Regions from separate parts of the Homo sapiens genome. Here regions 1 and 3 are each linked to region 2. A link is a contact called in ENCODE Hi-C or POLR2A ChIA-PET data. All regions are on one chromosome and are shown on one strand. The core of a region is the stretch at or near the end of the contact, and the rest is flanking DNA. Distances in the headings are between cores, read along the strand shown. Region 1 holds the start of SPG21 (SPG21 abhydrolase domain containing, maspardin). Region 2 overlaps OAZ2 (ornithine decarboxylase antizyme 2). Region 3 overlaps RASL12 (RAS like family 12).

Region 1 (2,700 bases), core at 16-2,515, 300 kb after region 2:
TTGGGAAAAAAGCTTTTGGAATTTGGACACAGCTATTAAGTTACTCCTCAGTGGCCAGCCGCGATGGCTCACGCCTGTAATCTCAGCCCTTTGGGAGGCCGAGGCGGGCGGATCACGAGGTCAGGAGATCGAGGCCATCCTGGCTAACACGGTGAAACCCCGTCTCTACTAAAAATACAAAAAATTAGCCGGGCGTGGTGGCGGGAGCCTGTAGTGCCAGCTACTCGGGAGGCTGAGGCAGGAGAATGGCGTAAACCCAGCAGACAGAGCTTGCAGTGAGCTGGGATGGCGCCACTGCACTCCAGCCTGGGCGACGGAGCGAGACTCCGTCTCAAAAAAAAAAAAAAAAAAAAAGTTACTCCTTAATTTGTTGAATCTTTGTGCCAAAAGGAGCTGAACCAGTGTAGGTGGAGACAAAGGAAGCAGCATAAATGTCTAACTTATAACTCCCCAGGAAAACGAGAAGAGGAAAAATGAGACACTCCGGTCCCGCTCTGTTCCTCATCCCCCGTTTACAAACCTTACACCTGGCCCACACTCAGTAACAACAAAGACATCTATCACTTTCAGGCCGAGGTCCTGTCTCCAAAATTACTGGCCTCTGCTCACAGTTCTTAAAAGTTTGCTGAGAAAAAAAAAAAGAAAGAAAGAAAGAAAGAAATGTTCCTGGGCTGCAGTCGTGTAGCCCCAGGATGGGTTTACAGGAGGATGCCCCGGTTAAGCCCTGTGCCGCCCCCACCTCCCGCTGGAGACTCACACACAGCTCCCCGCCAGTCCCACCGGTGACAGCCACACAAAGGCAGGGTCACAAGCACACCGACCACCCCACAGCCCAGATTCGGCCCCAGACACACACTCACAAGGGCACGTGATCACGTGCGTGGTCACATGGACCGGCCCACTCAGAACACACTCACAAAGTCACACCAACCAAGGCAGCCACGCGCCACACACACACACCTACAACCCCGCATACCGCACACCCAGCCGCTTCCCAGGGCTTCGCCCACCCTCACCTGCCGTGGCCGCCCCCACGTCCCTTCCCCTCCTTCAGGAGGCCGCTCTTCGCTCCAGTACGAGCGCGGGCCGTGGAGGCGGCTGGGCCCGGGTCGGGGCGGGCGGCGGAGCACTCGGGACCCACGGGCACAGCAGGCTGCGCGGTGCGTGCGGGAGGCCGGCCTCTGAGGGGGCGGGGCGCGTGGCCGAGCGAGCTTGGGCCGCCGCGCTCCCCCCGCCCGACCGCCGCTCAGCTGGCGCGAGACTCCCGCTTCCGGGTTCTCAGAGGGCGGGGCCACGTCGCGAGGAAGGGGCGGTGCTGCGTGGCCCCGGCGGTCGCCACGGCGACGGGCGCGGGGGGAGGCTCCGTGGGATGCTTGGCTGCGGCTGGCGTGAGGAGAGGGCTGAGTTACGTCTGGGTCAGCCTTAGTTCTGCCCTACGTACCTAGGAGGAGGAGGAGGTGGAGGAGGCGCCTGGCCCCTTGGGACCTGCTTCTTCTTTCAGTTCGCGTTTTCTCTGTCGTGTACAGCTTTGGAGGGACACCTTTGGGTTCCAGACTTTGATGAACACAACTTTGTATACTCTTTTCTTAGGAACATTTTTTTTCCTTTGGCACAACCGTAGACGCTCTCCGTAGTCCTCCACTCAAAGCCTCCGCTTCCTTTTTGACGTTCTGGGGATTTCTGGGAACATACGCCCACCCATCTTCCTGTTCCTTCATCACTTTTCCCTTAAAATCAGAGAGAATATTAATACATTTGTAATCATTGTTCTTAAGGTGTTGCAGACGTCACGTCTTAAGGTGTTCCAGACTTCACGACTCCTTTTTTATTAGTAAAATATTTCTGAAATTATGATAAGGTGAATAACATGTAAATCTCCTTGTTTTGAATTTTTTTTTTAGGGATCCTGCAACAAGGTCCTGTTGAAAGTGCCTCTCTCTAATATGTTTTAGGGAAAGCTTGTACCCTGTTTTAGGGCCTGTAGACTTTGCCTTTACCTAGGCAACTGTTTATGGGATTAAGGTCAGGGAAGATTCCAACTAAATTGCATCCTACTTAGTTATCACTTCTGTCCCCTGGCCCAGGAGCCTTGGGTTCCACTCTAGAACTTGGACAAATCCCAAAAGCATTTTCCAAAAGCACGGTGACATACTTACCTTTTTCTTTCTTTCTTTTTTTCTCTAAATCATTTCTTTCGGGGTTGCAACTCAGTCGCAGGAATTCATCTTTTATTGTAAGCACCACATAGATGTATAGAGCACGTTTCCGTGGAGTATTTTAAGTTGGGGGCCTTTTCTCCAACATTTGGAATCGTTTAATGGGTGGAATAACTTGCAAACTACTGGTTGTCTCTGAAACTGGTTATGGATATTCATTACATTAGTTGTCTATTTTCCCAGGTGGTCTCGAAGCTTCAATCTAGAGCAAAGGGAATAGAGTGATTCCACCAGTCCATTAGCACATGATTAGCCCATAAATAATAGGTACTAAATGTATATTGATTGTAATCCCAGCACTTTGGGAGGCCAAGGTGGACGGATCGCTTGATTGAGCCCAGGAGTTCGAGACTAGCCTGGGCAACCTGGGAGACCCTGTCTGTACAAAAAAATACAAAAATTAGCCGGGCGTGGTGGCGCATGCCTGTAATCCCCGCTACTCAGGAGGCTGAGATGGGAGAATCTGTTAAGCCCAGATGTCGAA
Region 2 (2,700 bases), core at 147-2,646:
ATATCTGCATCCTAAACTGCCAGCTGCCTCTAGGAATTACCTGCCCAGTGGGGGACACTTGATTTCAACGGAATGTCTCTAGTCCCAGACTTGCTCTAATAACATTTGCCAGGCACGGTGGCTCACGCCTGTAATCCCAACACTTGGCGAGGCCGAAGCGTGGGAATCACTTGAGGCCAGGAGTTCGAGACCAGCCCGGGCAACATGGCAAAACCCTGTCTCTACTGAAAATACAAAAAATTAGCTGAGTGTGATGGTGGGCATCTGTAATCCCAGCTACTCAGGAGGCTGAGACAGGATAATCACCTGAACCCAGGAGGCGGAGGTTGCAGTGAGCTGAGATTACACCACTGCACTCCAGCCTGGGCGACAGAGCGAGATTCCATGAAAAAAACAAAAACAAAAAAAAACTTGGGATTCGAGCTCATTACTTTTAATGAATACAAGTTAGAGTCCAAGATAAATGACTTGGCCCACAGTGAAAACACAAGCAGGCTCCATAAAGAGCAATGTGAGAGCCACAGCTTAACAGTAGACAGTTGCAAAAATGTAGGTGGAAGAACATGCCCTTCAATTGGCAAAACAGAAGCAAAAGAAAAAAAGTGCCAGTAAATCCTTGAGAAATTAAAAAAACTGTGGTGAAGAGGATTCCAGCCCCCTTGGTACCACTGAGAGCTTATTCATCAGGCTGTGGTGTGGGGGACTGGAAGCCACACCTTAGGACACTGAGCTCCAAAAGGGGAAAACTAGAACAGGGAAGGTGTGTGCTGCATCCTTCAAAGACCTCAGGAATGGGAATGTCAGGAGCTCCATGCAAAAGCCAAAACCCAGTATCAGGACCCAACCTCCCCAGCCTTTTACAGAAAAGGAAGAGCTAAGAGCAGATTGGATCTTGGGTATAGCCTCTCCTAGATGAAGCTGATATGTACACATCTCTCTCCAGGGGGCTCTGGCAGTAAGTCTCAGACTCCTAGCAACCCCGCATTTCACAGTGTAATATGGCCCCAGAGAGAGACCTCAGCCAGTTTATCTGCCCTCCTACACTGCAGTTTTTTTCCCAAGGAGCACGCACCACACCTCTATTTATTAGGCTCTGGAGTCAAAACAGTTTGGTAGGGAGTTGGTCCTAGTTCAGAAATAAAGAATAGACCAACCACAACTTTAAATCAGTTTATTGACACAGTAACACAACACACTTGCCTCCCTGACATCCCCGTCCCCCTCACCCAATCTAGATCTCTCCCCCTTGCTCTCCCCTTAGAAAAAGCTGTTTAGTGAAAACAGTTAAGGGCAGGCCACTTCTACACTCCCAGCGCTACCCTAGGCCCTGCAGAGCAGAGTCTCAGACACTACTCGGAACCTGGTGGGGAGGCAGCTAGTACTATACTCAGCCAGCCAGAAGTATCCAGTCCCTAAGAACGGATTGCCCCACAATTCCCAGGCCCTGAGTTGCTATATATTCCTCTTCCTTACTGCTGTTTGTGACCCCAAGAAGGAGACCTTGGGGCCTGGGCCTGCAGCCAGGAGCAAGAACTCCTGGCAGTGATTTGAGAATTAATTAGAGTTTGGCTAGTGTTTTAAAGGCCCAGGCATCCCCCAAAAAAGCCCTGGTGGTGGGAGTAAATTTCAATGCCCCTATTTAAAATGTACTGATAACATTAAACAGATTAAGCCAGCTTAACCAAATGCCAGAATAACACTAAGCTGTAAAGAAGGAGGGGTCGGACCTGCTTACTCCAGGCCAGACGCAAATGCACACAGAGAAGCCCAGGTAAGAGTGTCAAAAAACAACTCAAGGACACTGCCCAGGGACTGAAAAGCCTATACTCAGGAGCCCCTGGGGTGACAGGAAGCAAAGAAAGAAAATACACAAGTCTTAATAACCAAAACAGAAAGCCAACAGCAGGGAAACCTGAGCCTGACAGTGCTGCCCACCAGCCCTCCAGGCCATGCCCCTGAACCCAGACAGTCCCTCCCCCTCTAGGCAATGTCCTCCCCTAGGCTAGATAGAACACATCACACAGCGCAGTTTAGAAAGCTTCTAATGCCAGTTCATAAACATCTTCATTTACTATTGGTGATTACATGTGAATAATATGTTTATACTGTTCTTTATGGAAAACAATTTCAACGAGTCAACTCCGAGAACACAATAGGCAACCCTCACCCTGAGCCCCTCAGTGTCCTTCCCTAGACAGCGAGGAGCCCTCTCGTCTGTCCCAGGGCTGCCTAACTTCCCCTCTTCCCCCACTGTGGCTCTTGGGTAAAGCATCCTCTATGACTATTAGTCCTCATCGGACAAGTTCTGGTCCAGGGGATAAACCATGAACATCACATCTGGCCGAGAGGGGACACAGGGATGGCCTGGACGTACAATCTCAAAGCCCAAGAAGCTGAAGGTCTTCAGGAGTGGAGCTGCAGAAGACAGAGTGTAAAAAAGTCTGATGAGAAACACAATGGTAGGCTGAAATCAAAACCCCAAACAAAGATGGAACAAATAAGCACTAGGCTTTTACGAGCCCTTCAGGCACTTGCCCTCCTGCCATGATTTCCCAGGGTTTGAAAGGCAAATTCAAGAGTCCCACCTCATCCTGGAGGTGCTCCCTTCTCTCCCCCAGGCCCCACTGTCTGGGCTGTAAGGCTCAGGCCACTCTGACTCCTCACCTCTGTCTTCTCGGCCCTTCCTGAAGCAGATGAAGA
Region 3 (2,700 bases), core at 44-2,543, 370 kb after region 2:
TCATTGCTGAGGGTCCTGGGTCCTGCCAAACCAGATGACAAACGGGTATACTGTGTTTCTACCTGCAGGGGGGCAGGCCCTGTAGCCCCTGGATGGGTCTGATGCTGCTGTGGGCTCCCTGGAGCCCTGGGTAACTCACTGGAGTGACAACTTTCTTCTGCAGCCTGGATCATTAAGCTTGAGGGAGCTGATGCTGAGGTTCTTTGGACAGAGTCCTTAACAGTGGGAAAACACATGGAGAATCTGTCTGCTGGTGAAAGAACTCTGGGGCTCCTTATGCTGGACAACCTACAGTCCCTCCCTTTTATCCTCATTGAGACGCCAAGTGTTGGAAATACCCCTTCCTGGGGCTTCTGTCCATTGGATTATTTTAACTAGATTTTCCTTGGATAAACTGTGGGGTTTGTAGCCTGGGCCTTCTGTGAAGTCAGCAGATGACAGGAGGGCCAGGCTCTGGCCTCTGAAACTGCAGCCGCCCTGCCTTTCCCGTCCACCAGGTGGCACAAGGACCCCAGGCTGTCATTCCGCAGGCTGTTCTCGGGCCTGACATTGACAGAGCCATCCACCCAGACCATCCACTAAGGCCACAGCTGGCCCAACTGTAGCTGGAGCAGGAAGGGCTGATGGCAGCAGGATAGACACTGCAATTTCTTCCTACTTAAGGCTGACCCCAGGTCTCTGGGTTGTCACAGTGGCTGTTTCCCTCTACGGCCACAGACGCGGTGGTTACCATGAAGACCAAGGCCTGGAGGGAACAGAAGCAGCATCCCTGCCTGCCACTCCAGCTCACACAGTGAATTGAGTGTAGGGACACTGCTTGGTGCTGGAGGCGGGGTCTGCTGTCCATCAGACGGAAAGGCTGGTGGTGAGAAGCCAGTCCCTGTCCTGCTGCAGTCCTGTCCAGCCACCGAGCCTAGGCTTCCTGGGGAGGGGGCCTCAGAAGATCTTGAAGCCCTTCAGGAGAGTCAGGGTAGGCGCCTTGCGCTTGCTCTGGGCCCGGGATGACTTCACGGTGACCAGCTTGGCCTGGGCCACAGTGGGCATCTCCTTCAGGTTGATGGTGGAGAGCGTGTTGAAGGTGCAGCTGGCCAGCCCATGCCGCGCGGTGAGCGGGGCCTGGTGGGGCAGGGCCCTCTCCTCGGAGATGAAGAGGGGCCGGGTCAGGGGGCTCTTCTCCAGCTCCCGCCGTGCCTCTCGCACTGCCTCGTGGAAGACATGCTGCACGTGCTCAAAGTCCAGACAGGCAGAGACCTCGAAAAACAGGCACCCAAACCTGCCTGCCAAAGCCACACCCTCTGCCTTGGTGACTTGCCTGGTGAGGAAGCAGTGTGAGGCAGGGAGTTAGGAGCAGGCTGTGCCAAGTCAGGCAGACCAGCTCCTACACCCAGCGCCCCATGGACTAGCTGGGTGGCCTGGGGTCATCTTCACCTCTCTGAGTCTCAGCGTTCTTATCAGTACAGTGGGTTACTGCCCTCTGCCTCTCAGGGTTGTTAGGATTACGAAAGACAATTTGTTTCAAGTGCTTAGCACAGTACCTGGCACAGAGTCAGTGCTCAATAAATGGTAGCTGATGTCACCCAGGCCAGAATTTTGGGATGAGGGTAAGGGTAAGAAGCTACTCCAAATCCCCTATGCTAGACCCTGCCTGTGGCTGGAGGAAGCAGGCCATTCCCAGCCCCATCTCTTCTCTACCCCATCGTGGGTCCCTGGGGCAGGAAACAGGCCACCCACAGCTCTGGCTTGTGGGATCAGCTCTAGAGAGAAGCAGTCGTTTGGACTGAAGGGTTAGACCACAGAGGTGACTCCAGAAGCCTGTGGTTGGCAGAGTTCTCAGGGCTCCTGGGGTTTGTGTTTGTGAAAATTCATTATTCAAGCCCTCACAATGACAAAGTTGCAGATTCAAGCTCATCATAAAAGCAAATAATAAAACCAGGGCAGAGGCAGGAGAGGGCAGGGGGGACAACATTTCATGGTGAGGAGGGCAAAAGGAGAGAGGGGGCAACACCTATTCTGCCTTGGTCCTACACCACCTCCCGTGAAGGGAGGATAGAATATCCGGAACTTGGGAAGGTCCTGGAGGCTTCTGACCTGAAAGCCATGGGAATCGAGGCGGGAAGAAAAAGAAGACTGGCCTTGCATAGGTCGGATGTCTACAAGAGGGAAGAGATGGGGGGGTCCCTGAGATCTTGGGGCCAAGACTCCACTGGCTGGATCTTCCTGACCTACTGCTGAGCTGTCCCGCTGCCCATTCCCGAGGATAATGGCACAGCCACTAGATGAGAGGAGGCACTCGAGTGGGCCATGGTGGGAAAAGTTTCTGAGCCCAAGGCTGACCTGGCAGGAGCAGGGGCTGAGAGTGGGCTAGCTTCCCAGAGTGCCACTCCATGGTGAGGCACGCGGTCTCAGAGAGAGTGAGTAACTGGGACAAAAAAGAGTCAGAGGCATCGGATCTATTCCCCACCCAGGGCTGGGTGCCGTGGTGCCAGTAAGCTCACCGCTTCCTGAGGAACCCTTTTGGAAAGAACACTTGCTATTATTTGCTTTTATGATGAGCTTGAATCTGCAACTTTGTCATTGTGGGGGCTTGAATAATGAATTTTCACAAACACAAACCCCATGTGTGCGTGCATGTGTGTGAGTGGGTGACAGAGGCACAGAACATTGTCCTTTTTCTTATTTTGTTGCATCCTAGGGAAAATT

The links. Hi-C counts contacts between places; a loop is a spot of excess contacts on that map. ChIA-PET counts read pairs that join two places held with the same protein, here RNA polymerase II (POLR2A). Pooled maps may share reads with other maps.
Region 1: a loop to region 2 is called in a pooled map, with 2.4 times the contacts of the local background. The contact joins the promoter of SPG21 here to the enhancer-like site in region 2. A Hi-C loop is called at or near these places in 4 of 50 pooled maps. POLR2A ChIA-PET finds 5 or more read pairs at or near these places in 3 of 52 experiments (B cell, H1 and activated naive CD4-positive, alpha-beta T cell).
Region 3: a pooled map shows a loop between it and region 2 (4-fold over the local background). The contact joins two enhancer-like sites. A Hi-C loop is called at or near these places in 2 of 50 pooled maps. POLR2A ChIA-PET finds 5 or more read pairs at or near these places in 2 of 52 experiments (OCI-LY7 and activated naive CD4-positive, alpha-beta T cell).

Annotation. Positions count from the first base shown.
Region 1 is chr15:64,988,649-64,991,348 of GRCh38, forward strand. SPG21 (SPG21 abhydrolase domain containing, maspardin) reads right to left here and starts at 1,266. Exons shown (of 9, transcript NM_016630.7): 1 at 1,017-1,266. RefSeq lists enhancers at 473-974, 975-1,474, 1,530-1,599, 1,640-1,699 and silencers at 703-997, 800-849, 970-1,459.
Region 2 is chr15:64,686,420-64,689,119 of GRCh38, forward strand. It overlaps OAZ2 (ornithine decarboxylase antizyme 2), which reads right to left. Exons shown (of 5, transcript NM_002537.3): 4 at 2,665-2,700; 5 at 1,155-2,415. The coding sequence ends at 2,285. Among named protein-coding and RNA genes, the nearest start is that of OAZ2, 16 kb to the right of the region's middle. Within about 2 kb of position 1,397, at least 3 of the 41 ENCODE cell types and tissues checked have a DNase peak (open chromatin) inside an H3K27ac peak, as active enhancers do.
Region 3 is chr15:65,053,963-65,056,662 of GRCh38, forward strand. RASL12 (RAS like family 12) reads right to left here. Exons shown (of 5, transcript NM_016563.4): 5 at 1-1,312. The coding sequence ends at 937. Among named protein-coding and RNA genes, the nearest start is that of SLC51B, 9.9 kb to the left of the region's middle. RefSeq lists enhancers at 470-970, 971-1,471. Within about 2 kb of position 1,294, at least 9 of the 41 ENCODE cell types and tissues checked have a DNase peak (open chromatin) inside an H3K27ac peak, as active enhancers do.